Regions from separate parts of the Homo sapiens genome. Here all the other regions are linked to region 1. A link is an interaction called in ENCODE POLR2A ChIA-PET data of the cell type or tissue named here. Cell type or tissue: CD4-positive, alpha-beta T cell. All regions are shown on one strand. Each heading gives the region's core, and the rest is flanking DNA. Links, peaks and the distances in the headings are about the cores only.

Evidence for each region. Peaks named below come from ENCODE experiments on the same cell type or tissue, not always from the same donor. Only the 100,000 strongest peaks of a DNase experiment are listed, where the experiment ranks them.
Region 2: POLR2A ChIA-PET joins it to region 1 with 13 read pairs; 7 of 35 experiments call an interaction of 5 or more read pairs at or near these places.
Region 3: POLR2A ChIA-PET joins it to region 1 with 12 read pairs; 31 of 35 experiments call an interaction of 5 or more read pairs at or near these places.

What each region holds. Positions count from the first base shown.
Region 1 is chr5:132,492,150-132,502,601 of GRCh38, forward strand. No RefSeq gene overlaps it. Among named protein-coding and RNA genes, the nearest start is that of IRF1, 6.6 kb to the left of the region's middle. RefSeq lists enhancers at 1-84, 2,599-2,678, 4,276-5,250, 8,865-8,984 and silencers at 3,697-3,946, 4,617-4,876. In CD4-positive, alpha-beta T cell, for the core only: no CTCF peak of the experiment used is centred there; DNase peaks (open chromatin) are centred at 3,772, 4,302, 4,842, 6,242 and 4 weaker places; H3K4me3 peaks cover 2,513 bases; H3K27ac peaks cover 6,311 bases.
Region 2 is chr5:132,741,204-132,750,619 of GRCh38, forward strand. It overlaps CCNI2 (cyclin I family member 2), which reads left to right and starts at 6,223. Exons shown (of 6, transcript NM_001039780.4): 1 at 6,223-6,721; 2 at 7,144-7,272; 3 at 8,145-8,219. The coding sequence starts at 6,293. RefSeq lists an enhancer at 5,706-5,785 and silencers at 5,876-6,295, 6,306-6,375, 6,396-6,585. In CD4-positive, alpha-beta T cell, for the core only: CTCF peaks have their summits at 5,855 and 6,060; DNase peaks (open chromatin) are centred at 5,838, 6,168 and 6,738; H3K4me3 peaks cover 1,589 bases; H3K27ac peaks cover 234 bases.
Region 3 is chr5:132,431,454-132,441,905 of GRCh38, forward strand. All of the region lies in intron 2 of CARINH (colitis associated IRF1 antisense regulator of intestinal homeostasis), which reads left to right. Among named protein-coding and RNA genes, the nearest start is that of LINC02863, 10 kb to the left of the region's middle. In CD4-positive, alpha-beta T cell, for the core only: no CTCF peak of the experiment used is centred there; DNase peaks (open chromatin) are centred at 4,670, 6,348, 7,605 and 8,238; H3K4me3 peaks cover 439 bases; H3K27ac peaks cover 4,587 bases.

The DNA.
Region 1 (10,452 bases), core at 1,075-9,074:
GCAGCACCCCATTTTGCAGGCTATAAATAGACACACCCATGCAACATTCGACTTGCCAGTCACTCTACCTCCCTCCCGTAGAGGAAATGCATGGGTTAATCCCATTCTGGCGCATTGCAATCTGAGTGCTGTGACCAATGCCAAACCTGGTTCCCAGGATACCAGCAGGAATGGGCAAAACTGTCTACCAGATAGAGGTGGGTCAGGAGCTAGGAGAGGAAAGGAGGTAGGAGAAACTGAGGAAGGAACCTAACTGAGTGTTAAGCAAAGTGGAGGGCAATGACACTCTGGAATGGAAAGGTGGGTTTTGGGGTACTTTAAGTGACAAATGGAAGTGGGGACTTGCTACAGGGACCAAGACCTTCTGAGCAAGAATAAGAGAAAACAAGTGACCCCTGAGTCGTGGGATCCTTTCTTGGTACAGCAAATAGATGCTTGTCCTTCCCCTGAGAACCTGACACATCCACTGGAAAATTCAGGATGAGATTAGGGAAAGGAAGTTTGCATCTTTGTGGTCTGATAAGTTGACCACAGTGACCCTGTGAAGGCAACAGGACACTATAAAAAATGCTTTAAAACAAAAACTTAATTTTAATTCACAGATACAGGTATAAATATACCCGTATATGCATATGTATATTTAGCCATAATGAGCATCTTTCCATGTCATGAAATGTACTTATGCAATGTCATTTGTAATAGGTATACATTATTCTTTCACAAGGATAAATAAAAATTTACCCAATTAATCCCCTATTGTAGGACAGTTAGGTTATTTCCATTTTTTCGTAATACAAACAACACTATTAGCTAAATCTTTGTGCATATCAATAATTTTTTGCTTAGGAGAAATTCCCCAGTTAGGATTTACCAATGAAACTGTCATTTACATTTACATCTTTGACCTTTTTTTTTTTTTTAACCTTAGGGATTCTTACTTTATTTTGAAGCCTGTAAGAATATGCTTATTATGACTAGGGGTGCTATACTCCAAATCAGTGAAATAAAGCTAAGCCATGTTTAAGTACCCAACATTTTTATTGTAATGGCTTTTGATGAATCACATTCTAAGATGTAGAACATTCTGTGATCCCCAGCAGAACACATAGGCTCCTGTAGGCTCTTATTAATTCGGAGCCAGCCCTTTTCTTTCCCACCTGGTCTTCTGGGTCTTCCTTCCCTGTATCGGGTTGTGATTTCATAGTCCAGGACCAGACTATTGTTGCCCCAACCTCCCCTTGGGCCTCCTTGCCTTGCCCAGGTAGATGGGGAAGATGGTGCCTCTGCACTGGAATGATCTCCCTAACTCGGATGATCTCCCTAACACTCGGGGCCACCCAGGAGCCTTCTGAGCTCCCCTACATTCAGCCCCACATTCAAATCTCTGCTCAGTCTTGTCCTGGGGTCCCATTCCAACCTTCTGTCCCTGACAGCTTCCCTACCCTTGGCAGTAGGGAAGATGAAACTAAAGGGGGATGAAAAGAGAACACAGGATTTGAGTCTGAAAGCCTGGGTTCTTATTGTGCTTTTTCCACTTGCTATGTGATCTTAGCAAGTTACTGTCCCTCTCTGGGGCTCAGTTTTCTCATCTGTAAAATAGAGATAATCTCTCTCCATCTCTCCTAATTGTAAAATTAGACTATCAAAATTATTTCCAAACTGTAAGACATAAGTCAAATGAAATGTATGAACAGGAACGCATGAACCTTTCACTGTATTTCCATTATCTGAACACACTGTGTTTGTCCCCTCATCCCTGTCTCCTCAGGATACTTGGCAACACTCACCCTCTCTCCATCTCTCTCTCCCTTGCCCACCCCACCACTTCAATCTCTGTGTCTTTTTTTAAGGCCCAGAGCATATGCCTGATCTCTTCAAAATGCCCGCAAAGCAACCAACCAGAAGTCCTTTCTTTTCCCTCCTTGGACCCTTTGGTCCTTAACTTTCCTATGTTTCCTTTTCACCACTGGTCACTTTCTACATGGTGGGAACAAACTCTGGGGAACAAACTCTACATTTTTTCTGTGAGAAAAAGAACTCTCCATGTTTTCTGTGAGAAATCTAAGCAGGTTCCTCATGCCCAGCAGCTGAAGCGAGCTAGGGGTTAGCTGAGGGTAGCCAGCACCCTGCACTGTGCAAGGTCTTCCTTACAGATGCCTCTCATCCATAGCCTCACTCAATGAGGGTGAATTCATTGTGTGGCCTCTCTGTATTGGGACCTGGATTTTTCTGTGCTGGCAAGAGGAGGCTAACTGGCTGGCAGGGGCTCCTTTGAAGTGACTTCTGCAATCAGGATGCTGAAGGCAAGATCATCTCACACACACATTCACACACCCTGTGGGAGCCTCTACCCTGACAGACAATTCTTGTCCCCAGTCCCCTCCCTCAGGCTCTCAAAACACTGTTCACCCCCTAAGTGGGCTGCAGTTAGTCCTGAAGCCCAGAAGCATGGCTCCCAACATGTCACCATGCACACACACATCAATGCACAGGGCCACACGGACCACACTAAGGTGATGCCGCCATCCTTGCACTCCCCCGAAGAGTGGCTACCATGGTAGGCACTCAGTAAATCCTAGTTAAGTTGATGTGTGACCCCTCTTCCTCTGGAGTTTAGTGTTCCTTCTATCTCAGATTATGAATTCTCTCAGATACAGACATTTCTTGGCAACCTGTGGTTAAATCCTCTGCTGATAGAGATGAGTGTGTGCTCAGAAATGAGAGTTTGTGAGAGCTGAGGTGCAGGTGCCAGTGAGGTTTAAACTAGGTGTTTTTTTGTTTTGTTTTTTTGAGACGGAGTCTCGCTCTGTCACCCAGGCTGGAGTGCAGTGACGTGATCTTGGCTCACTGCAACCTCTACCTCCAGGGGTTCAGCAATTCTCCTGCCTCAGCCTCCCAAGTAGCTGGGATTACAGGCACCCGCCACCATGCCCAGCTAATTTTTGTATTTTTGGTGGAGATGGAGTTTCACCACATTGGCCAGGCTGTTCTCCAACTCCTGACCTCAGGTGATCCACCGCCTCGGCCTCCCAAAGTGCTGAGATTATAGGCATGAGCCACGGCGCCCGACCTGAACTAGGTTTTCGACTGGGAGACCTGCTACCTGTGGAGCCTGCTACCCAGAGAGGGGGCCACGGTCCCCAAAGCAGACAAACTCCCCAGCATGCCTTCCAGGTTCCAGGTCCAGAAGTAGTAGGGCTCTCTGAAATGCTCAAAGCCTTCATCTCGATTTTCACAGAAACCTGGGAGGCAGGCAGTCCTAAACTGTGAATTGCAGAACACAAGCCAGAAATAAAAGCATCCAAAAGCTTGAAGGCAGAATCCAAGGGTCATCACCCTGCCTGCAAGGAGCCTAACTGGAGAGAAAGAAAGTCCCTTAATTCATTCAACACATATGAATCACGCAGGCCTGCTTTTTGGTGAACCCCAGGTTTGGTTCTGGAGATACACTGGGGCACCAGACCAGCCCCTCCCCTCTCAAAGGTTTGGCAAAATATGCTGTATGACACAGCAGAATAAACGTTGCACTGTTATAAAATTCCTAAATGCAGAATGTGGGGCTGAAGCTGGCTGGAAAATCACTAGGGGGTCATGATAGAATACTGAGCCAAGGAATTGCTCCAGTGCTCAGGGCTGTTCCGGAACCCCCTGAGAGCGGGGCGGGGTGACAGTGTGGGCTGCCGCTGATGGCCGCTGCGGAGCTTCATTTCTTATAAACACCGCCGTTGGGAGGAAAGAGAACTCAGCCCCCTGTCAGTCCCATGGGGCCCCGAGGCCGGGGGAGGCTCCTGGGCCAGGCCCAGCGGCCGCGACCTGGAGCGGGGCTTGATGGGATCAGCACTCTCCTCCCCCGCGCCAATGGGTGCTGCAGAACGGCCCACGCCCACTGCCGTTCGCCCGGGGCGCCCCTGGCAGGCTTCTCGGTCTTTGTGGGGGCTGCAGCACCTCCACTTCACCGTGATGTGGAGTCCTTCGCCCCCAGGTGACCCACGCTCCACAGCCCCGGCCAGAACTTGGTGGGGGACGCGGGGGGGGGGTGTTTGACGGGGAGGGGGCACAGTCCTTTCGGGCCAACTTCCACATTCCTGCTCCGCCCAGGCGGGGGGTGAGTCGGGGTGAGCAGCCGGCTCCAAGCTGGCCGGCTTCCTGGAAAGGGAGGGCCAGCAGGAGAACTGCAGATCCTCCCAGCCCTGGTGGCTGCCCGCCTCCTCCCTACCTATTCCTCCCCACCCCACTTCCACCCCTACCCCCAGCAAGCTGGCAGCCCCGCCCCTGCCAGGCGGCTCACCTGCCCGCGACCAAGGCACTTCCTCCTCCTTCCCCGCCCAGCCTCTTGCTATAGGCCATGGGTTTGCAGCCGGGTCAGCAGCTACAGGCTGTGTGACCTCAGGCAAGTTACTAAACTTCTCTGTGCCCATTATCTCACCCTGCGAGATGGAGCTAGCAACAATCGGGGTGCAGAGCTTTCCGCGAACACCTCTGCACTTCCCTGCTCCCCCCCCACCTTCCCCTTCCGCTCGGTTTCGCAGGGACATAGGGGATGCACAGAAAAGGCGCCCGCTTGTAAATTGCCGCAGGGGAAGGCCGCGTTGCGTCCCTTGCCGGGGCACTGCCATCCGTTGCAGCCTGAGACTTGGGATAGACCTGCGGCTCTCCCGTTGGAGGCGCGGGTGGTGCTGAGCGGCTGGACGGATGCTGCCCGCCGGGGTTCGGCGCGCAGGCACTCAGATGGCTCCCACCTCCGCCTGGGCCTTGCAGCTGGCGGTGGGGCGGGGCGCAGGGGCCGGGTAGGGGAGGGCTTGGGTCCGGCCATCCAGTGGGGGTCAGCCCCATCGCCGGGTTCCGCGGGGCCGCGCCGAAGGGGCGGAGCCTGGGTTTCGGTTTCTTGCAAACGCGGCGGCAACAGGGAAATCGAGGAGTTTCCGGGAACCGAACCACGCTGGGAGCGCTGAGGTCTGCGCAGCGGCGGGGGCCGGGGGACGGGCGGGCGTCCAGTGTTACCGGCCAGTGGCCAGCTGGAAGTTCCAGCGGGAGCCGGGGAAAACCGGCCCCGGAAAAGCCCCACCTGAATGCACCTGCCCAGGCCTCTCCGGATGGTGTTCATGCTGAGGGTGGGGGTGTGAAGGATGGACCTGCCTGCAGGGTGGCCTTTAGGGAATGAGGGAGGAGTTCTACAAGCTAAGGGGTTTGAGGGTGTGCACGCGGGGAAAGAGGGGACTGTGCGCAGGCAGGTGGGATCTGAGGAATTGGGATATCCCCTCAAATGACTGAGGTCCCCAGCTGTCCCCTCACTGTCACATCCCATCTTATTGTCCTTATACGATGAGGTCTCCTTACTGAGATCATATCCGTAGTGTCCTCTTTTGCTTATTTGTTGGAGGATTTCCCCGAACATGACTTGGAGCCCTTGAGAGTGAGCCCTGACTGTCTGGTCTAGTCTCCTGGATCTAGAACCCACCAACCTCCACGGGGGGCTTGTGACTGTTTACTAAGTGAGAAAAGGAGTAGGGTGAGTTCGAGGCATCTGTGAGGTCCATATGCCTTCTGACCTGCTCCCCCACAGGACCCCTAGCCCACTCAGGTCCTGCCATGTCCCCAGTTGAAGGAAGCCCCACTCTGCAGAAGATGCCTTGGCTTTTGTGGGAGGGGCTTCCCTTGTAGTTCCCTGAGAACTGCCTTCCAGCTGGGATGGCTGGGCAGAAGGCGGACTGTAGTCATCACAGAGGAATGCTGGCCGTGGGGTCAGCCACTTCCTTCCCTCCCCAGGGCTTGGAGCTCAGGCCAGGGATTATGGTGGGTTGGCCCTGGATCTGAGACAAGAAGGCTGGGAGTTTGGGTGGCAGAGGGAGAGTCCAGTACCCTCCCTGATCTCTGCAGCCCACAGCAGTACCTGGGGTCAAGGTGGACAGTGTCACTGGCAAGCCCATGTTTCCTAAATGCATGCCTTTGAGACCACAAGTCTATGGTAAGGATCTCTTTCCTTATGGCCCTGAGACCATGGCTCTTGGAAAGACATAAATCAGACTAAATGGAGCTCCCTCAGCCCAGAAGAGCTGGGGCTGGGGCAGGTATCAGTGGTGGCTATTCTGGAAGCAGCCAGCTAGCCAGTGGAAGGAGAGGCAGCAAGACCTCCCTAGCATCCCTGTATGGGCCAACACTGACTTTCACCAGCCCAGGCTTAGGATCAGGGTGGCTGGCCTGGGAGAGGGCCAGGGAAAGTCCAAATACTGCAAGAGTGGAGCTTGTGCCATGAGCGCCTGGCAACCCTGGTGACTCAACCTGGGAATCCCAACTCCAGGGGCAGCCCTGGAAATGAGGCTCAGGACAGTGAAGGAGTGCCACGGAGGGGCCCACCAACCGTGGCAGCTTTTAGTGAGGCCACAGATCAAATAGGTTGTTGTCCCTTCTTTCTCCTGTGGCCCAGGGTTAGAAACAGTGATGCTGGTCCTCTGCCCGGTCCAAATAGTATTTTTGATCCAGGGAATCCAACTCTAATCCTAGCCCATAAATTTGACCTGGCAGAGGACCTGGTCCTCAGAATGTCTGTGTTGGGCTCCATTTGATGTTACATCTTAGAAATGGTAGATGTAGCTCAAGCTAATAAATACCCACAGGAATGTGTCTTTGTGGTCTGGACTCAGCAAATGCTGAGTTATTGGTATATTTATGGAAGGAAAGCAGGGCAGAGACAGGAGAACAGGTGTCCCTGTGGGTGCTCGGCCCTGTTCACTGTTGTAGCCTCAGGAGCCAGCCTCAGCTGAGCAGAGAGCAGGTGCCCCATGAACCAGTGTGACATGGTTGGATGGATGGATGGATGGATGGATGGATGGATGGACGAACAGACAGATGGATAGATAGGAATATGGATGGTGGATTCAGATGGCCTCAGCAGCATGCACATTTTCCCCACGATGGTCTTTGCAATAAGACAATTTCCACAGAAACTGGTGGGTGCCCCAGAAGGAGGGGAGGAAGAATGTGGCTTCTCCAAGCAGCGCTGTGGTTGTTTCTGCCAGGTTCTATCTCTCCAAGGGGACCTCTGCTCCCTTTCCCATAGCCCTGTTGACATGTGTGGCCCCTCAAAGTCCTGCAGAGACTGGGAGCCTAGTGGCAAGGGCCACCCAGACACAGAACAGGGGAAAGGAGCTGTTAACATTAGCTGGCTGTTCCATTCCTCTCCTGGAAAGTAGGTCCACAAAGAAATTTAGGTAGGACCTCAGCCAGGTGTGAAAGATTCCAGTTTTTTTCTCTGCATGAGTAAGTCCTTGGGAAAGCATCTGTTGACCAATTGACTGATTGACTGGCAAGAGGAGCAAAGGGTCAGCAGAGACCCACCTGCCTGGATGGTGTGGGAGAAAGCATGACCGCCCTCCACCTTGACAGGTGACAAACCACAGTGAATGTGTCACCACATCAGATAGCCAGCATGAATTGCTGCACTGGGAGTGTTTAAAGGTCTGGGTGCATAATTGGGAGCAAAATGGACAAGGGTATGCTGGGAGCTCTAAGCCAGGAGGCCTCTGGTGGCTAGTCACCTCCAGGAAGCAAAAGCCGTTATTTCTTCCTTGAGAATCCCCGTGAATATTGGAGAGGGCTTCTCACAGCCCCATGGGCTGGGGCATGAGTGTGTTATGCTTTGCTTTTAGTGGAGGAGGTGACTCCAGAAGGCTAAAGATTTAGGGACAGCTGATGGTCCTGGAATGCTTCTCAGCCTTGGGCCTACGCTGGGCCCTGTGAGGGGACTTAGAAGTAAGCACCGTGGTCTCCACTACTAACCTGCATGTGAGCTCTCCAAGGACAGAGGATGCTCAGAACCACCCCCACACCCCCACTCTGGCACCCAGCACATTGCTCTCAGGCAGTAGGCACTTAGTAAGTGTGCTCTGATTGCAGTGCCAGACGTATGTCATACCTCGAGTAAGAGGCAAAGAGGCAGAGATGCTGGGAGTATGGAGACGGAGCAGGTTATCTCAGTCATTGTTCACAGATGGCTACTCTGAGGAGGGGACAGTTCAGCAAAGCCTCAAAGGATGAGTCAAAGGTTAATAGGCTAATAGTAGGGGAGGGCATTCCAGAACGTGAAAACAGCCCAAGGAAAGGCTTGGCAGCTCAGAAGTGCAGAACGGATCTCGCTTTTGGTGTGGCCTGGAGTAGCTGCCCCAGAAGCTGAGGCTGGACCAACCAGTAGGGGCCACACTCTGAAGAGCCTGGATGCTGTGCTCAAGAGTGGACTCTATCCTGGTAGACAGAGGCCGCTCAGGGCTGGACTGATGTTGCCTTCCTTTCTGGAGCCAAGGCCCAGACCAGGGTCTATCATCAGGTGTCTGTTGAATTAAATGCTAGGGCAGGTCTTGTGAGGGCCACTGGTGGCCTGACCTATGCTTTAGAAAACTTTCTGTGGCTGCTACAGAGGATTACGCCTGTGGCACACCAGGGCAAGACTAGGGTGAGATAGTTTCCTAAAGGCACAACATTTAAGGAGGTACTCGCTCTCAGGGGCCAACCCTATACTTGGGTGAGTCTGACGGTGAGTAGCTCCTTAAAGGTTTCACCCTAAGCACCTGCCCTGCCTGCTTGCTCCACCCTATCTGGTCCCTTCTGCACACTGGAGGCTGGGAGGTAGACTAGAGGCAGCTCAAGTGATCCAGGCATATTAGGGCTGTGGCCACAGGGGATAGAGATAGGCCTAGTTGAGAGCAGAATCAGATGACAGGATTTGCCAGGACATGAGACTGGCTGGAGCAGGACCCATCCCCCCTCCCTGGGTGCCCCATTCTGGGAGAAGTGTAGGAGACCCCCCACTCTGCCTAGGAGTCTATATGTCCACAGCCAGGGCCAAAACAAGATCTTAGGCCTTGGCTTCTGTCCTAGGTTATGAGTCTAGGGAACCAAGGACACTAAGCTAAAGAGAGTAGGGCAGCAGGTGAAAAAGCCACAGGCTGCCCCAGGAAGGCCCAGGCCACTGGAGACCACAGCTAGAACCTACAACCATGTCCCGAGACTGCTCGGCCTTGCCCTTTGGATGCTTGGGCACAGCAGGAAGGAAGTGATAAGGGTGCCTCCACTGCTGGATGGGGCGTGTCTGTCAGTCCATCTTCCCCCCGCTGTCTGCCCAGCAAGACCAGGGGCCACCCCCAGGTGCTCCCCAGGGGATTAGCAGCTTGGTTCCCCAGCCCACACCCCTAGAAGCTCTGACCCTATGGCAACAGCACCCCCTGCTGGCTAATATGGAAAACCAACCCCTTTCCCTCCTCTAGCAGGCGGAAGTTTAGGGGTCTTGGAGAAAGAGAAGGGTGCAGGCACAATGCTGCGGGAAAGGGTGGGGGCAGGAATTCAGGATGGACTTTGGCTATGGCAGATAAGCAGGTGCCACCTGGTAAACAGAGCACCTATTTCCTGATCAGTAGCCTTTGAACAGATGCCAGAGAGGCCAGGACACAAGCAAAGGCAGAAATGGGGGTTTCTAAGGTAACTGCTGAGCGAGGCTGGCTCTCGTGGGAGTCCCTGCCTTCTCCTACAGCATCATGGCCCAGGAAGGCCTGCATCCTCTGTTGAGCACTGTTCTCCTCAGGTGGGCTCAGGAACTCCCTCAGATTCCCCCTGAGCAAGCCACCTGGCCCCACAGAGGATTTGGCCTAGGACTGAAGGCTGAGAGCTAGGCCTGAGACAGGGTAGTGCCCCAGGCACCCCAAAAAGAGGATTTGTCCCTAAAATTCCTCCCGCAACTATCCAAGGCTAGGAATAGAGGCAGGGACACATCAGCAGAACAAAATCTCAGAGCGTCCCTGAGCAGCTGCCTGGCTCTTCAGATGCAAACCTGGTTAGACACACACTTCTCCTGAGCTCTAGGCCCATGGCTCAGGCACAAGGACCACCTCGGAGTGCTGGATGAGGTGCCCAGTGGACAGAGGAGTGAGAGGACCCAGTGTATGCCACTTTGACCCTTCAGCTGTGAGCCAGGAAGTCCAGGCAGACACAGCCACAAGCAGGGCCATGCCCTGGGCAGCCACTTCCCAGAAAAGTTTCTGCCGCAAAACAGAGAGAGTGGCCTTCCCTGCCCTGCATGACCCTGGCACCTGGAGTCCTCACCTCAGATAAGAAGCCAGTAGTTCTAGGAGTTTACTTACATCATGGCTCTTGATTACAGTGAAGACCGGGGCCTTGCCCTACCCCAGGGAAACTTCTCTCCCGGGCCAATGGTGTGGATGGCTGCTGTTCTCTTATGACTCAGTGTGGGCCTGGTGCTCAGGAGAGCTGCTCCTTCCCATGCCCTGGATGTGAGCTCAGCAGCCATCTTGATTCACCAGGACAATGTGAGCTCCACACACCACCCTCAGACCCTCACCTACCGGGCTCTCAGGGAGAGATGAGGCCTCCCGGAGAGTCCACAAAGAGAAAAAAGCGGCTTGGCTGCCAAAACTGCCCACGCACCCCAGATGCCATGCTCAGCTA
Region 2 (9,416 bases), core at 1,417-9,416, 250 kb after region 1:
AATCCCTTGAATTGCTATAAGAATTTCAAGAACACTTTGTTGATATCTGCAAAAAGACAGCTGGAAGTTTAACAGGGATTATGCAAAATATGTAGATTAATTTGGAAAGTATTGCCATTTTAACAATTTAAGTCTTCCTACCCATGAACACAGAATGTCTTTCCATTTATTTAGGTTTTCTTTAATTTCTTTTAGTGATGTTTTGTAGTTTTCAATGTATAAGTTTTACATTTTTTGATTATATTAATATTTTTCCCAAATACTTTATTTTTTGTTTGTTTGTTTGTTTGTTTTCTGAGATGGAGTCTCAATCTGTGGCCCAGGTTGGAGTGCAATGGCATAATCTTGGCTTACTGCAACCTCCACCTCCCTCCCGAGTTCAAGCGATTCTCCTGCCTCATCCTCCCGAGTAGCTGGGATTACAGGCACGTGCCACCACACCCGGCTAATTTTTTTAACAAATATTTTATTCTTTTTATGCTGTTGTAAATGAAACTGTTTTTTAAAATTCATTTTCAGATTATTCATTAAAGTGTATAGAAATAAAGTTGACTTTTATAGTACATTGATCTTGTACTCTGCAACTTTCCTGAACTTTCTTTTTAGTGGATTCCTTAAGATTTTCTATATACAAAGTCATATCATCTGCAAATAAAGATGATATGATTTCTTTCCAACCTGGATGCTTTTTCTTTTTCTTGACTAATTGCCCTAGCTGGACTCTCCTGTACATTGTTGAACAGAAGCTGTGAACACAGACATTCTTGTCTTATTGATGATTTCAGGTGGAAAGTATTTGGTCATTTACCATTAAGTCTGATGTTATCTGCAGGTTTTTCATAAATGCCCTTTATGCTGGAACATTTTCTAGTTTGTGGAGTGTTTTTTATTATGAAAAAGTGTCAGATTTTGTCAGATGCTTTTTCTGATATAATGTGTTTATGTCCTTTATCAGATACATATTGATTTTTAGATGTTAAAACCAACCTTGTTTTCTTTTCTGGCTCTCTCTCTGTCTCTCTGTCTCTCTCTCTGTCTCTCTCTCTTTCTTGGTTAGAGCATCAGGGTGATACTTGCCTCACAGAATAAGCTGAGGATAGGGAGCGATAGGGAGCAAGTTCTTCTTAGAAGGGCACTAATTCCATCCCAAGGGTCCCACCCTCATGATGTCTGAGAGCCCTAATTTCCTCCCAAAGGCCTCATCTCTAAATACCATCACATTGCAGGTTAGGGTTTCAAAATATGAATTTGCAACAGGGTGTGGTAGTTCACTACTGTAATCCCAGCACTTTGGGAGGCTAAGACGGGAGGAACACTTGAGGTTAGGAGTTCAAGGCCAGCCTGGCCAACATGGCTAAACCCTGTCTCTACTAAAAATACAAAAATTAGCCGGGCATGGTGGCATGTGCCTGTAGTCCCAACTACTCGAGAGGCTGAGGCAGGAGAATCTCTTGAACCCAAGAGGTGGAGCTTTCAGTGAGCCGAGATGGCATCACTGCACTCCAGCCTGGACGACAGAACAAGACTCCGTCTCAAAAACAAAAAACAAACAAAAAAAAAATATGAATTTGGGAGGGACACAAACATTCCGTCCATAACACAGCCCTAGCAGACTTAATACAATTATTTAGCCCATTCACATTTAATGTTATTATTGATAATATTAGATTTAAGTCTCCCATTTTGCTTTTTGTTTTCCCTTCCTTCCTCCCTCCCTCTTTCCCTTCCACCCTTCCTTCCTTCCTTCCTTCCCTCCCTCCATCCCTCCTTTCTTCCTTCCTTCCTTCCCTCCCTCCCTCCCTCCATCCCTCCTTTCTTCCTTCCTTCCCTCCCTCCCTCCATCCCTCCTTTCTTCCTTCCTTTTTTGAGATGGGGCCTCACTCTGTTACCCAGGCTGGAGTGCAATGATACAAACAAGGCTCACTGCAGCCTCAACTTCCTGGGCTCAAGCCTCAAGCCATCCTCCTGCCTCAGCCTCCTAAGTAGCTCGGACCACAGGTGTGTGCCACCACACCCTGCTTTTTCTTTTTTTTGGTAGAGACGCGGTCTCTCTATGCTGCCCAGGCTGGTCTCAAACAGCTGGGCTCAAGCAGTCCTCCCTCCTCAGCCTCCCAAAGTGGTGGGATTGCAGGAGTGAGCCACCATGCCCAGCCTGCTTTTTGTTTTTTAATACGTCATATTGTCTTTCTGTTCCTCTGTTCCTCCTTCAATGGTTTTTCATTATGTGAATCTTTTATAGTTTAACATTTGAATTTCTTTAATTATTGGTTTACTATTTTTTAAAGTTATTTTCTTGGCAGGCCCAGTGGCTCATGCCTGTAATCCCAGCACTCTGGGAGACAGAGGCAGGTGAATCGCTTGACGTCAGGAGTTCGAGACCAGCCTTGCCAACATGGAAAAACCCCATTTCTACAAATAACAGAAAAATTAGCCAGACACAGTGGCGTACACCTGTAATCCCAGCTACTCAGGAGGCTGCGGCAGGAGAGTCGCTTGAACCCAGGAGGCGGAGGTTGCAGTGAGCCAAGATCGCACCATTGCACTCCAGCCTGGGCAACAGAGCAAGACTTCGTCTCAAAAAAAAAAAAAAAAAAAAAAAAGGCCGGGCACAGTGGATCATGCCTGTAATCCCAACACTTTGGGAGGCCAAAGTGGGCGGATCACAAGGTCAGGAGTCTGAGACGAGCTTGGCCAATATGGTGAAACCCCGTCTCTACTAAAAATACAAAATTAGCTGGGCATGGTGGTGGGCTCCTGTAGTCCCAGCTACTTGGGAGGCTGAGGCAGGAGAATCGCTTGAACCCGGGAGGCAGAGGTTGCAGTGAGCTGAGATCACGTCACTGCACTCCAGCCTGGGTGACAGAGTGAAACTGCGTCTCAAAAAAAAAAAAAAAAAAAAAAAAAAGCTCTAGGGCTTCCAATATAGATCTTATCAGAATCTATAATACTTCAGAGTTATAATAATTGAATTCCAGTGACATATATAAATGTAACTCCCGTATAGCTCTATTCCCTCCTCCTCTTTTTGTGCTATTATTGTTATATGGATTACATTTACATGTTATAAACCAAACAATACTTTGTTATAACTTTATGTTATAAAATTTTATGTATTTTAAATCTTCCAAAGTAGCCGAGAGAAGAAAACAGAGCCAAGTTTATATTTATAATTTGTAATATTAATCTTCTTATTATTTCTCGTTCTCTTCCTTGTTTCCTGTGGATTCAAGCTACCATCTGGTGTTATTAGCATTTTATATGATTCCATTTTCTCTCCTTTCTTAGTGCATATGAATTATACTTTTTAAAAACTTTTTTTGCTGGTTGCCCTAGAGTTGGCAATATACATTTATAACTAATTCAAGTCCACTTTCAAGTAACATTATACTGCTTTCCAGGTAATGCAGGTAACTTAAAACAAAGTATTCTTAATTCTTCCCTCTCATGGCTAGTATCATTATTGTCATTCATTCAACTTATCCATAACCTACAATCATCAAATACATTATTATTATTTTGAATAAATGATTATTAGATCAATTAGGAATAAGAAAAACAAAAGTTTTATTTTACTTTCACTTATTCCTTAAAGTTCTTTCTTTATGTCGAAATTTATGACCTATATCATTTTCCTTCTCTCTGAAAAATTTCTTTTAACATTTCTTGCAAAGCAGGTCTACTGGTGAGAAATACCTTCAATTTTGTTTGTAAAAGTATTTCTCTTTCACTTCTGAAGGATAATTTCACTGAATACAGAATTCTAGGATGGTGGGGGTTTTCTCTCAAAATTTTAAATATTTCACCCCACTCTCTTCTTGCTTGCATGATTTCCGAAGACAAGTCCAATGTGATTCTTATCCTTATCCCACCTTATCTTATTTCCACCTCATCCTACCCAGCTCCTGCTCCCAGCTTTGCTTGCTCTTTCTTTCTTTCTTTCTTTCTTTTTTCTTTTCTTTTCTTTTTTTTGAGATGGAGTCTCCCTCTGTCACCCAGGCTGGAGTGCAGTGGCATGATCTCAGTTTACTGCAACCTCCACCTCTTGGATTCAAGCGATTCTTGTGCCTCAGCCTCCTGAGTAGCGGGGACTACAGACATGTGCCACCACACCTGGCTAATTTTGTATTTTTAGTAGAGACAGGGTTTCACCATATTGGCCAGGCTGGTCTTGAACTCCTGACCTCAAGTGATCCGCCCACCTCAGCCTCCCAAAGTGCTGAGATTACAGGCCAGCTTCTTTTGAGATTTTTTTTTTTTAATCTTGATTTCCTGCAGGCTTTTTTCAACTTTTATTTTAGATTCTGGTATATTGTGCAATGCTGATATTTGGGGTATGAATGATCCTGTCACCCAGGTACTGAGCACAGTACCCCATAGTTATCCAACCCTTGTCCCCTCCTTCCCTCCCCGCTCTGGTAGCCTCCAGTGTCTACTGTTGCCATCTTTACGTCCATGTGTACTCAATGCTCGCTTAAAAGTGAGAGCATGTAGTATATAATTTTCTGTTCCTGTGTTCATTTGCTTGGAATAATAGCTTCCAACTTCATCCATGTTTGCTACAAAGGACATGATTTCATTCTTTTTAATGACTACATAGTATTCCATATTGTATATGTACCACATTTTCTTTATCCAGTCGATCACTGAAGGGCACCTAGGTTGACTCCATGTCTTTGCTACTGTGACTAGTACTGTGATGAACATGCAAATGTATGTGTCTTTATGGTAGAACAATTTATTTTCCTTTTGCGTATATACCCAGTAAAGGGACTGCTGGGTTGAATAGTACTGTTTTAAGTTGTTTGAGAAATCTCTAAACTGCTTTCAACAGTGACTGAACTAATTTACATTACCACCAGCAGTGTATAAGCATTCCCTTTTCCCTGCAGCCTCACCAGCGTCTGTTGGTTTTTGACTTTTTAATAGTAGCCATTCTGATTGGTGTGAGATGCATTACTCTGATGATTAGTGATGTGGAGCATTTTTTCATGTTTGTTGACCACTTGTATATCTCCCTTTGAGAAGTCTATTCATGTCTTTTTGCCTGTTTTTTGATGGGGTTGTTTTTTGCTTGTTTAATTAAATTCCTTACAGATTCTGGATATTAAGACCTTTGTCGAATGCTTACTTTGCTAATACTTTTCTCCCACTCTATAGGTTGTCTGCTGACTCTGTTGATAGTTTCTTTTGATTTTCTACGGTTTAAATAGGAATGTCTAGGTGTAGTTCTTGGCATTTATCTTGCTTAATGTTCTCAGAGCTTCCTAGAATTGTGGTTTGGTGTTTGGCATTAATTTGGAAATATTCATTCTCAGTCGTTATTGTTTCAAATATTTCTTCTGTTCCTCTCTTTCTTGTCCTTCTGGTATTCCCATATATTTTTAATATACATTTAATGTAATGAATTTTTTAAACAAAATATAACTTAGGAGCCAGGTGTGGTGGTGTGCACCTGTAAGTCTCAGCTACTTGAGAAGCTGAGGTTGAGGGTAGCTTGAGTCCAGGAGTTTGAGGTTGTAGTGTGCTGCGATCACACCTGAGAATAGCCACTGCACTCCAGCTTGGGCAACATAGCAAGATCCACCCCTAAAATTTATGTATGTATGTGTATACATATATATGATTTGTATGATTTTCCTTATTATACGTTTATAGCTATATATGTATGTATAGATACATAAACATATATGTATATGAATGAATCACCTTGTGAGGGAGGTATTATCACTTTTTTTTTCGGAGAAGAGGTAGCCAAGGCTCTGAGAGGTCACGACACATGCATGAGATCACACAGCGCGTCTGGAATTCCATTTCAAGCCTGTCTGAGGAGGGCGCTCTCGCTGCTTCTTTACCTGGTCTTGTGTCCCCAAGTGTGTAATGTGAGGTAAGACCCAGGGTCTGTGTCCGGGAGTCCTGGCCCAAGGCGGGCGCAGTCTCCAGCCGCCCCACCCCTGGCTGGGGGCTCTGCTCAGGGAGCACGGCCGGCAGGGGGGAGGAGGCGTGCGCTAGGCAGCAGCGGGGATGGAGGGAAGGGAGGGGGTCCGCCACCCGCCTGTGCGCGCCCAGTCCTGCCGCATCCTGGGTGCGCGCCGCCCACCCGCGGGGCGAGTGCCCAGGAGGCGAGGCGCGGCCCGGTGCGCCAGAGGTAGCTCCACCGCGAGCGTTGTGGGTGGGGCCCGCCGAGCCCGCCTCCCCACCTCCCCCGGCGGCGCCCCAGGCTGCAGTGTTCCGGGAGCTGGGTTATAAAATGCCGGGTTAAGCGGCAACTCAGACTCAGGATCCCGCTCACGACATGGCCTCGGGCGCTCAGCTCCCGCCGCAGCCGTCGAGCTCAGAGGTCAGCGCCGTCCAGAGCCCAGGCGGGCGTCCCGGCGCCGGTCTGGAGGAAACAGCCCTGGGCGTTCCTCTCCCGCCGTCTCCGGGGGAGGCCCCTCTGCCCCGAAGCAACCGGAGCAGGTGCCCTGGGACCCGCCAGCCCGGAGCGGCCTCCCTCCACGCGGCGTCCGCAGCAGTCCCCGTGCGGCCCCGGCGCGGTACGGCGCCAGCCGGGAAAACCGCAGACGCGGTCCCCGCCGCCGCCCCAGAGCAAGCTCCGCGGCCGGCTCCACAGTCCCGCAAGCCGCGCAACCTGGAAGGCGACCTGGACGAGCGCCGGCTGCTCTGCCACTTGCAGCTGGCCCAGGACCGCGAGGCGCGCCTGTGGCGGGGCGGCAAACCCCAGGTACCCGTCGCTGCCGCGTGGCCCTCCTCGCGCGTGCACGGCAGGCGGATGTGGCCTCCACCTGCACCCGCGCTCGGGTGTTCTGAAACTGGAGGCCGGGCCCTTCCCCAGGTGTGGCCCCTCACGAGAGGCACGAGGCTGGATCCACCAGCTTCTCTCTAGGAGGGCGTCTTGCTAGCAGGGCCTTCGGAAGAGGGCCTGTTTGAATCAAGGAACTCAGCCTACGACGAAAAGTGGGCGCGAGGGGTGGGGGTGATGGGTGAGCCGCTGCGCCGGGGGGCGCTTACTCCCAGCGGGCATGCAGAGGAAGGGACTTCTCACTGCCCCACCCCCCGCACCTTAAGCAGGAGGCTCCTGCTGCTGGGGGACCAGGAGTGGCCGCTAGCGACCTTCCTCGCCCCACCTGCTCTTCTTCCTAGCAGGATGAAATCTGCGACGCCTTCGAGGAAGTCGTGCTGTGGCTCCTGCGGCTTCAGAACACCTTTTACTTCTCCCAGTCCACTTTTAACCTGGCCCTCACCATCTTTGGCCGCCTCCTGATTTCAGTGAAGGTAGGGAGGCCTCTGAGGGACGGTGGCAGATGGTGAGAGAAGAAACTAACCTTTGCTCCCCATTCCTGCTTGAGAGGTGAGGGTTTCCAGATGCTCAAAACCAAGGTGTATAAACTAACTTGCTCCGAGTGGAAGAGCTGGTGTTGGAACCTCTCCACATCCTACACTGGCTGTCTCAGGGTCATGTAGTCATCAGGATTGGACTTGGGGAGCGTGAGAGGACCTAGCTGGGAAAGGGCTTCCTGTGTAATGAGGTAGGATGTGCTTGTCTCGACCTGTCGAGGGCAGCTTGAGGCTAGGATGAGACTGGGTTCCCTGAGAAGGTGCCATATTTCCCACCTCCAGTCAGTCCCGAAATGAAGGAATACTGCCCAGTCATCTGCAGTTCTGAAATCAGGAGCATCTTCGTTGGTCAGATCTAAAAACGGCACTAACATTCTGTCTTGTGGAGAAATTGAGCCTTTTAAAAATGGGAAAAAAAAGCTTATTAAAACAAACGGCTGGGCGCAATGGCTCACGCCTGTAATCCCAGCAATTTGGGAGGCCAAGGGGTGTGGATCACTTGAGGTCAGGAGTTGGAGACCATCCTGGCCAGCATGGTGAAACCCTGTCTCTACTAAAAATACAAAAATTAGCCAGGTGTGGTGGCCCGCCCCTATAGTCCTAGCTACTCAGGAGGCTGTGACAGGAGAATCGCTCAAAATCAGGAGGTGGAGGTTGCAGTGAGCCAAGATCATGCCACTGCACTCCAGCCTGGGCAACAGAGTGAGACTCCATGTCAAAAAAGTGTATAAAAGAAAACAAACACAGATGCTTTTCAGTTTGTTTCTGGCATTCATATTCTGCTCAAATGTGTTTGTTCCATACTGCAGGTAAAAGAGAAATACCTGCATTGCGCCACAATTACTTCCTTGAGGCTCGCTGCAAAAGTTAATGAAGAAGAGGAGGTATGCATCCTTGGAAGTCCACACTGGGCTGCACTTGAGGTATAGGGGTGTAACATTGGAGGACTCCAGTTTCCTGATAGGTCTGTGCCCTTAGGTATGGTGGATGTTTTGAAAAAGTCACCAACTTGCCGGCATCTCTGCTATCCCTTCCATCGGCTTGTCAGGCTTTGAGACCCCACAAATGAACAAGTAGAGCAGCTGAACTGTCCTGGCCCACCAAACCTAGAGACCTGAACTCTTGACAGATACATCTGGCCTCACTGGTTGATGACAGATGCTACCTCTCTCTAAACAGGGGCATCTGCTGTTGAGCAAGGAAAAAGGCCTCCCAAACCATGTGACTTAACATCCACCCCAAGCAATTATGTCTAAGAAAGCTGCTTGAGACTTGAGGACTTGGCTGTGTCAATGAAGCTGGTCCTTGGGAACTCTGGGACCCCTGAGAGGGACAGGAGGGCCATGTGCTGGGGGTAAAGTACAAGGGGCCCATGAGCATTTCAGGCATGGCTGGATGGCTGAATTTCACTGTGGCATCTGTTCAGGAGGAGATCATCTCCTAATACCCTTTCCAAGCTTTCCTACCTCCCTCCAACTTCTCCCAGTTTGGGGATGGTGAAATCACTGCCATTGCCACGGGGGTCACCCTTAGCTGATCTCTGGGTCTGAGGAGGCAGGGAAGAAGTTGTGTGTCCAGTTCCAAACCTTCAATAAAAATGTTTTAAACTCCTGTTTATTAGAATAGAATTAATGCCCAAGTTGCTTTTGTCCAACTAAAAATCAAGTGACCCTTTTTCTGGAGGTTATAGTAATACTTCTGTTTATCTAAAAACATAGGATCAAGCCTTTAATGTACTTGGTACTCAAATGTTTACTCATAGACAAGCCTCATTAGTCCCTCTGTGGGAAAAGCCATAGTTTTTCCAGAACTGAACCACCTTCAATCAAGGTTGAAGGAAATGTGTTTGCAGTTGCGATGCTAAAAAACCCATAGGAGGTTTTATCAATGTGTCTGGTACAGACTAGGAAGCTCAAAAGCATAGTTTTTTTCTCTATGCCCAGTACCCACGGTAGGGATCAGGAATAGGGAGAGGCAGAACCCATGGCTCCTGGAAAGCTTGGGGTGAGTTCTTGCAGCTGAACAGGGGAGATGGCACAGCCCCAGCCTCCAAAGCACCTTTGGGTATGAGCTAGCATGCA
Region 3 (10,452 bases), core at 1,497-9,496, 60 kb before region 1:
ATGACTTGTCTGGCCAGCTCTTCAATACCTTAGCCAGACAAGACCATAAAAGGCCACCTGCTTTACTTATATTTGACTGTTGGTAAGGTTGACCCTGAAATCTTTTACATTTGTATTTCTTTTGATAATTTTGTTCACATGTATGTTAGAAACTGCTCATTGCTCTACAGTATCCATTCCCTCTTTCTTAGTAACAAAACCAATTTTTTGCTGATCCCTTTTCCACCCAGCTGAAAACTACGTTCCCCTGGCAATTTTGCAGCAAAGTGTGATCATGTGGCTGGGTTCCGGACAATGGATGCAAGTGGGTGTCATATGGGACTTCGAAGCCAGCTCCTTAACAGGAGGGGGTGTGCCCTTTATTCACCCTCCTTTCTCCATCCTACTTTCTTAAATGAGGATGTGGTGACTATCACTCTAGCAACTACCACAAGACATGAGAATGAGAGCTGCACTTTAGGAATAGGGGCAGGATGAGCCAGAAGAAGCGTAGGTCCCTGGTGACACCTGAAGTCACCAAACCAGCCCTGAACTGATCATTTCTAGACCTTTTTTTTCAGTGAGAGAAAGAAAGAAAATCCCATCTTGCTTAAGCCACTATTGTTTTCTGTTTTATGTAACTGAACAAAATTCTAACCAATACAAAATAATGTTTATAATACACAATACCATAATCAATGCTGTTTTTCTTTTTCTTTCTTTTTTTAAGAGACAGGGCCTTGCTTTGTCAACCAGACTGGAGCGCAGTGGCACAATCATAGCTCACTGCAGCCTCGAACTCCTGGGCTCAAGCAATCCTTTTACCTCAGCCTCCAGAGTAGCTAGAACTACAAGTGTGCACCACCATACCTGGCTAACTTATTTTTTATAGAGATGGGATCTTGCTGTGTTACCCAAGCTGGCCTTGAACTCCTGGGCTCAAGCAATCCTCCCACCTTGGCCCCCTGAGTAGATGGGATTACAGGCACATACCACCATGCCCAGCTCCAGTGCTGTTTTTCTTTGGAGAGTGTATTTTTATTACTGATTACAAACTCATCTGTGTTTTTTGGGTTTTGTTGTTGTTGTTGTTTTGTTTTTTGCTTTTTTTTTTTATATGAAGTCTCACTCTGTCTCCTTGGCTGGAGTGCAGTGGTGCAATCTCAGCTCATTGCAAACTCTGCCTCCTCAATTCCAGCGATTCTCCTTCCTTAACCTCCTGAGTAGCTGGCATTACAGGCGCAAGCCTCCATGCCCAGCTAAATTTTTGTATTTTAGTAGAGACACGGTTTCACCATGTTGCCCAAGCTGGTCTCAAACTCCTGACCTCAAGTGATCCACCCATGCTGGCCTCTCAAAGTGCTGGGATTACAGGCATGAGCCACACCCAACCATATGTTTTTTATATATGAAGGACATGTCCTTTCTGTCAGTGTTGCTGTAAATATAATTCCTTGTTTTTGCTTGTCTTTTGATTTTGTTTATGAGTTCTGTTTTTAAAGTCTTGGTGTTTGTTTTTAATATGGCTAAAATTTCTTTAAAATGCTGTTTGCTCTTTTATCCAAAATTCTTCCCCCCTTAGATAAGTATTCACCAATATTTTTCTGGTTTTTCAATGACTTCACTGTTTACAATTAGCGTTTTAGTCCATTGGTGAGTACTGTTGGTAAGTTTTTAATCTTTTGTAGGTCATAAGTGTTTAGGCCTAAATACTCTCCTGAGTTCTAAAGCAGGAGCCAGCGTCACCTCTTGTTTATACACCCTGTCCTGGCCTGAGCCTCCTGAAGGCTGGCACATTCAGCACAGACCCCTCTCACTCCTACTTCCCACCCACCGCCCTTCTGTGGGTCACCTGCCCACTACTCAAGATAGCACTCTTGGCTTCTTCTGGAACTTCTGTCTTCACCACCCTGTGTTCGGCTCTATTCCAACTCATCTCTAATTTCTCTTTACCGAGACCAGGCCGCTGACAGCCCTCTCAACGATTCTAGGAGATTTTTGTTATTTCTTCTCTGGAAATACAATATAAAGAATTTTTATATGGTTTTCCAAGTAGATATGAAGCTTTTTAAATTAAAATTTTGTGTTCTGATAAGAGAAATGAACCATCTTCATCATTTTAAGAAGTAGAAAATATATTATAGAAAAGCACCAAAGAAAATAAAAACAACATAGAAAGTAAAAAGTGAAAGCCCTACCACCTTCAAGAGGTGACCTCTGTCAACAGTTGATATATCTCTTTCCAGACTTATTTATACAAACAAATGTGGATCTTTATAAATATACGTATGCACAGCTTTGTTCATGAAAATGGGAGCATGCTATATACTTTGTACAGCAACTGGCTTTTTTTTTTTTTTTTTTTTTGAGACAGAGTCTCACTCTGTTGCCCAGGCTGGAGTGCAGTGACACAATCTTGGCTCACTGCAACCTCCACCTCCCAGGTTCAAGCGATTCTCCAGCCTCAGCCTCCCAAGTAGCTGGGATTACAGGCACCCGCCACTACGCCCAACTAATTTTTGTATTTTTAGTAGAGACAAGGTTGCACCATGTTGGCCAGGCTGGTCTCAAACTCCTGACCTCAGGTGATCCACCCGCCTCAGTCTCCCAAAGTGCTGGGATTACAGGCGTGAGCCACCACTCCCGGCTAGCAACCGGCTTTTTACAAATAGCAGTCTATTGTGTATATTTCTCTATGACAGTACATAGAGACCTGCTGTCTTCTTTTTAAAGGCTGCTTGGTATGTATTCCACCACGTAGATGTACTGCTAGTTCATCTCCTCCCCTACAGATGACCACAAAGTTTTTCAATGTCCTGATAATATTTATAGGCCACTACATCCTCATTTTTATACTTTTATGCATTTGTGCTAGTGTTTCTATAAAATAGATTTCTACAATTGAGACTGTTGAGTTAAAGGGTATATACATAGTAAGTTGTATATACTTCCAGTTGCCCCTTGTTGAAACCTTGTACCAATCAGTGCAGTGTCCTTTTAAATGGTCTTTTCATTGCCTGTTGCTTCCCTGTCTCCCCACCCCCCGGCTCTTCACCCTAGTGCTAGAATTGCTTTTATGAAACTCAGATCTGACCATGGCTTGCCCTGTTTAAAATACCTCAGTGGCTCCTCACTGTCAGCAAAACCCAAACATTCATCTAAGCTCCTTCTCAGTTGGAGTCCTCTGGGAAGCAGACACCAAAACAGAATGAAAAGTGCAGAAGATTTATTGGGGGTAAGAAGAGCTAATGCCTATGAAAGATAAAGGAGAAAGGAGCAGAAGTACGGAGAGAAAAGACAGCTTTCAGACTGCAGTCCAGATCTAACTCTGGGACGCAAGAGAGGGAAGGATAATTCTGTTGAAAGAGCATCAGACTGTGATGCGGCTGTAAGAGTGTCTCAACGAGCCCAGTGGGGAGTTCCAGCCAAAGATTGCCCAGGAGAAGAGTCGCACTTTGGGCAGAAATGGACAGGCCCGAGCAACCCTGCCATGTTCTGTCATTGGCTGGGGGCCACCCAGGAGGCAACATGGTCTGACTTGAATGGTGTGGATCCGAGGCTGCAGCCTGTCAGCTGTCTGCACTCCATGCAACAGGTCCTTTGAATGGCATGTGTTCGTGGCTGCCATAAACTGCAGCCTGCCTTTTAGCCTTACCTCCTTTGCTCTTGCTCTCTGACCCCGTGTTCTGGCAACACTGGCCTGACTACACGCCGTATCACATACAACCAACTGCCCATACCAACCCCAACCCTGACCTTTGCTCACTCAGTTCTTTCTGCCTGGAATGCCACTCCTTCCCAGTTATACCCAGCAAAATCCTAATGTGCTTTCAAGGCCCAACTTAAAAATCATCTTCTCTGGTTGACCTCACCATGTAGAATTAATTGTTCCTTGCTCCTATGGTGCTATGTGTATATTAGTACTTCCCAGATTGGAGTATTCTTAGCTGTTTTTTTCTCAGATTTTTGCCTCCTCTAAACCTAGCAAAACGTCAGCACACAGTAAATGTTGACTGAGCTGTTTCCCTGCTCCTCGCAAAGCACCTTGAGGTTGCAGAATTCCAACTCCCGGAATGGTTGGAAGCACACAGTACATGGTCAATAAGTGTTTGTTGACTTGTCTGGGACCTAGTATTGGTGGGGTGAGGTGGGCAGAAGGCTGCTGAGGGTGGGTATTTACTGTTGTTGGGGCTCACCAGTCTGGGGCCACATTGGAGTTTTAAGACTAGAGCATGTCTTCCCCTGTTTTTATTTTTCTCCATGATTTGGAAAGACCCCAGAGGTGGGTTTTTTTTTTTTTAAGTAATCACTTTATTGTCTCTGGTCAACAAATGAGAACTTTTATGGGTCTTCCCTTTTTCAACCACATTTTCATGAGTTGGGATTTTGCATTTCTTCATTACCCATTCTCCTTATGGGTAAAAGAAGAGCCATTATGATACCTAGGATGAGAGCTCCAGGTCAGATGGGTAATCATTTTCAGACTGGAGGCTCATGGGATACAGGGAATTGGGAAGGTAGAAATGATATTTTTCCTCTTCCTCTTTCCCACATCCACCAATTAAAGAACTTCCCTGGGAGTGGACCTGTGGGAAGTGGCTAAGGGTTTCCGGGGTGGGTACAGCAGGGAGTGACATCAGGGCGTGGTGGGGATGAGGTGGGTGGAGAGGACAAAGAGGGACTCTCCACCTTCCTTTGGATCTATGAGGATGTTCCTTGGCCACTGTCCCTCAGCAGAAGGAGGCTAGAGCTGAGGTGGCCACACCCTCCACTCATTTTCAATCCCTTCAAACTGTCAGGCCCTCAGAGGAAACCCTAGGGTTTCCCCACCAAGATGTAAGGGCTGTGTGCCTCTGCCTTCTCTCTTAGGGTGGTCAGCACAGGTGGAAGCAGGGAGGTACTGGGCTGAGGCTTCGGTTGTCAGTGCTAGCTTGACAGCAGTTAAGAATTTTTTTTGTTTTGTTTTTTAAAATTTATTTTTCTGTAATTTTTAATGTAGTTAAAATTTATACATAATTCACACCACTTCAATTTATACATATTGAAACATCACTATGTATCCCATAAACGTATAATTATTATGTATTATCATTGTCTGGGACCTCATATTGTGTGTTATAATGATTATACATATTTACAAGGTACATAATGATGTTTCAATACATATTATGTATAGTGATCACATCAGGGTAATTAGCATATCCACCATCTCAAATGTTTGTCATCTCTTTGTGTTGGGAACAGTCACTATCCTCCTCCTAGCTATTAGCAGTGGTTAGGGATTTTGGAAGTTGTGTAGTGTGAAGAAGCCTGTGGGCCAGAGGTTCTTATCACAGACTCTTTCTTCTTCAGGAGCTATGAACCATCCTTCCCCAAAGTGTTATCAAACTGTGCCTTTGGTGGAGGCATAGCTCTCGTCGGATTCTTTTTTGCCAGAAAGATCTGTGAACGAAACTGCTACTATGTTAACTCAGAGAACAGCCTCCCTAATAAAGAAGAGGATGTGTTCCTACAAGAGCCAGGTTTTAGTTGGATTGTTAGTGTGAGTGATGAAGACCTCAGAATGGCTCTAGAAAGAAGCCCAGATCTCAGCTTTGCACTGTGATTGTCCCCCAGCAACTTTGCATTCCCCCTGTATGGGAATAGGGACCTGTGGATTCTGTTGCCATAGATCCAGAGATTGGACCTAGGAAAGTGAGACCAGGTGGTCTGACACCTACCTCCAGAGCGGACAACCCAGAGACAGAGCAGGCCCCTGCAGGTGTAGGGGCTGGCGGCGAGAAGACAGCTATGTTTACCCTTGTAGACTAGGAATATCAGTATGAATAGACTAGTCCTAGGCTTTGAAATGAATTTTAGTGTTCATTATTATTTGGTCATTCTAAAAACCCCTATTTTGAACCTCCACTTCAGAGAAATAGTTCTGATGTTCTCAGAAAATGTCAGGAGTGTATGGTGCACAGCAGTGGACAACAAAGGAAGAGAAAACCAGAAAAGGAGAAAAGTGAATAAAAAGAAACTTCTCAAATTAGAGCAAAATACTGAATTCAGTTATGCAAGCATACAACTGTAACGTGACAACCTCTCTGATTTTGACAGTCCCCCTCCACTTGTATTTTTAAAGTCCTGGCCACAGTTATAAATAGGGAACCATATCTGTTGAGACTTCCCAAGGGTTACATAAACAGTTTGGATGGTTACATCTTTTTAAACAACAGTTTCTACAAACACTGAAAAAATCCCACTTATTTAACAGTCTGATGCCTTGAGCCAGTCCTGGGAGTCCCTGGGAGGCCTTGCAGAATCACTTCCTTCTGACTGTGAGTGGGGGCAGGGGCCTGGCTTCTTGAGAGAGAGCAGGGGAGGAAGAACCCAGTGTGTATGGGGGCGGGCAGGGAGGAGTGGGGTGGGGCAGAGGGAGGGAGGAGGAGGCCCCAGACTGCTACTCATACAGGCAGCTGTATCTTGTCTCCAGGAGAGAGCAGGGACCCAGGATGGAGCAGACATAGGTCTTCTGGGGACTCAGCCCTTTCAGGAGGGAGTGTGTGCTCTAGGCACACCCTTCCCATTTGACAATCTGATATGAGGTGGAAACAGGGTCCTTGGGCCCCTAAGTCATGTTGGGAATGTTTCCTTCTCTCAAGCCGGAAGAGCTGAGGTTTATCTGAGAAATGCCTATGTCTCTTTTGACACATCGTAGTCACTAACCCCTTGTTCCTGCTCCAGGAGCCTCTAAAAAGCCATCTAGACCAGAAAAATTGGTCTTTTTTAGTGATGGGAGTGGCTTTAATGTCATTCTCCCCTATTTAGTTATGAGCTGTACCTCAGTTTTGTCATTAGAAATATAATTTTAGGTCAGGTGCAGTGGCTCATGCCTATAATCCCAACACTTTGGGAGGCTGAGGTGGGCAGATTACTTGAGGTCAGGAGTTAAAGACCAGCCTGGGCAACATGGTGAAACCCTGTCTCCACTAAAAATACAAAAATTAGCTGGGCATGGTGGTGGGCACCTCTAATTCCAGCTACTCAGGAGGCTGAGGCACAAGAATTGCATGAACCTGGGAGGCAGAGGTTGCAGTGAGCTGAGATCGTGCCATTGCACTCCAGCCTGGGGGCGACAAGAGCAATACTCCATCTCAAAAAATAATAATTATAATAATAATTTTAGTTAAGCGTTCTCCCTTCCCAGATGTCTTTTTAGAAGTGCAGTTAGCTAAAGATACATAGCTCATTACTATAAATTAATTTTATCAAACTGATCCATGCACTTCCATTTAAAGAGGACTCGGTCCAGTGGGTCTTAACCTTTTTTTGAGGTCACACACCCCTTCCAGAATCTAATGGCACACATAGACCCTTTCCCCAGGAAAATTCACAAACATCCAGAATTTCATATGCCACTAGGGGATTTAAAAGACCCCTTTGACTCCACCCTGGGCTTCTGAGTTCTTATGAGAGGGTGGCACATGGAAAAAGTGGTGGTGAGGGGCAAGGAACAGGGACAAAAAAGGAACCTGGGTCCTTAAGAGATCACTTAGTTGTTTTACCCAAGACTTGGCATACAAAAATATCAGAAATGAGTGTCTGCTGCCAAGTGGGGTCACTGCACGTCCTAGAAAAAAAGTATGCCTTCATCTGCAGTGACACACAGCCATGGTGTTGGGACTGGCACACTGCATCTCTAAGCCGCCAAGAGCTTGACCCTGGATGGGAAGAAAACTGCCCCAGAGATGCTGGAGCTGGCTTTATGAACTGGCTTTATGCTGGGGAGGTGGATGGCAGATCGCATCCATCTGGTAGGTTGAGGTCCTCTTGGCAAGCCTACTACCATCACCTCCCAGCAGAAGAGGACTGCAAACTATCCTTAAAGGGGACTCGGTCCAGTGAGTCTTACCTTTTTTTGAGGTCATACACCCCTTCCGGAATCTGATGGCACACATAGACCCTTTCCCCAGGAAAATTCACAAACATCCAGAGTTTCATATGCCACTAGGGGATTTAAAAGACCCTGCAAAGGACACTGCAAACTCATAACCTTGAGTCCAAGATCTCTTTTTTTTTTTTTTTTTTAGGGAAGTCAATTGTATGATGTAGCTTGTGACTCCCAGGGTATTGTTCTACTCAAACTGGGGAAAACATGGGGAAAGTTTCTGGATCTAGACTTCATACACAAGCATCACAGGGGATTTTGAAAGTGATGCAGCATCGTGAAATGAGCATAGGGATCGTTTGGAGTCGAGCGCTTGTTATTTGAAGCTCCTCCTGTCTATGTGGTGACTCAAGGAGGGGAGAATTTCCCCTTTGTGAGCCAGCTGGACAAGTGTCAGCACTGCTGTCTTTGCAGGCTCTGGCACAGAGGCGCAGGGCCTGGACTAAAGGGAGTCTCCAGGGTTTGGGGGTCAGACCCAGCTTAACACACATGAAAAGGAGTGATCTTTCTCTTAAGCCATTGAGCCAGGGTCCCCCTACAGCCCACAGAGCCCTTTCCACCACCTGGTGCAGCATCTGAACCAAACAGAGGGCATGTTTGTTGCACTGCCTGGGGGTTCAGCTCCCATCCATACCACAACACAGGACAAGGCCCGGGCTTTGCACAGCACAGTCAAGTGAGCACACTCTCACGATCTGATGCAGTCCTTCTCCCACACCCACCATCCAATTTTTTCCTTCACTTCTTTGTCTTTTTTAATATTAGTAATTTTTGTTATTTCTGTTAACTGGACTTCTTGGAACTAAGATTACTTAAGCAGGATACACTAGCCATAGATGAAAAGATGGGTAAATTGAACATTTATGAACTTTTGTTCATCAAAAATACCATTAAAGAGTGGAAAGGCGTCTGGGTGCGGTGGCTCACACCTGTAATCCCGGCACTTTGGGAGGCTGAGATGGGCGGATCACAAGTCAGGAGTTCGAGACCAGCCTGGCCAATATGGTGAAATCCCGTCTCTACTGAAAATACAAAGATTAGCCGGGCATGGTGGTGGGCACCTGTAGTCTCAGCTACCCGGGACGCTGAGGCAGGAGAATCACTTGAACTCGGGAGGTGGAGGTTGTAGTGAGCCGAGATCATGCCATGCACTCCAGCCTGGGTGAGAGAGCGAGACTCTGTCTCAGAAAAAAAAAAACAAAAAACCTAGTGGAAAGGCGAGCCAGAGACTGGAAGAGGAGAGGATATTCTCTGTAACATATCCGACAGACGACTGGGGCTTATATCCAGAAGGTCCAAAGAATTCCTGTAAGTAAATAAGAAAAAAGCAAATAGGCAAAAGTCTTAAACAGGAACATCTTAAAAGTGGATATATAAATAGCCAATAAGCAAATTAAAACGTAAAAGATACAACTCTATACCCACAGGAAGGACTAAAATTGAAGACTGATAATACCAAATGTTGGCAAACACTTTTATATGCTGGTAGGAGTGTACATTGGTACAATCACTTTGGAAAACTATTTGATAGTATCTACTAAAGCTAAGACTATACCCATTCCATAAACCATCAGTTCCACCTCTAGGTACATACTCAAGAGGAATGAGTGCGAATGTCCAGAATGTCCACCAGCGGACATAAACCAAAATGTTTTTGTCTTATGTCTAATAGTATCTTTCTCCATAAGAGCCCCAAACTAGAAACAACACAAATGGCCATCAACAGTAGAATGGTTAAATTGTGTCATATCTACACAATGGGATACAACACAGCAATCTTAAAAAAGAACAAACTGTGTCTATACATAACAGCATACATGGATCGCACAGATAATGTGTAGTGGGAAGAAGCCAGACACCCGAAAGGTACATTGTATGATTCTATTTATATGAAGTTTAAAAACAAATAAAATTGGCCGGGTGCGGTGGCTTATACCTGTAATCCCAGCACTCTGGGAGGTCAAGACAGGAGGAATGCTTGAGACCAGGAGTTTGAGACCAGCCTGGGCAACATAGCAAGACTCTGTCTCTTTAAAAAAAAAAAAATAGCTGGGCATGGTGGCACATGCCTGTAGTCCTAGCTACACAAGAGGCTGAGGTGGGAGGATTGCTTGAGTCTAGGCGTTTGAGGCTGCACTGGGCTATGATCGCACCACTGCACTCCATCCTGGACGACAGAGCAAGACCCTGTCTCAAACAAAAGGCAAAAACAGATAAAATTAATCTCTGGTGATGGAAGTTAGAACAGAGGTTACTTTTTGGGTGGGTCCCAACAGGGAGGGGCATGAGGGGCCCCCTGTGGTTGGAAGCATTCTGTCTCAGTGCTACTCAAAGTATTGCAATTGCCAGCCACCTTGCCATTCACCCCACTGGCTCCTGGATGATAAGTATAAGGGTGCACCTTTGTCTGAACCCCAGTGCCTAGCACAGCCCCCGCCATGTAGAGCAGATCCTCAGTGGACATTTATTCAAAGAATGAGCAAATTGCACCAGGCGCAGTGGCTCACTCCTGTAATCCCAGTACTTTGGGAGGTTAAGGTGGG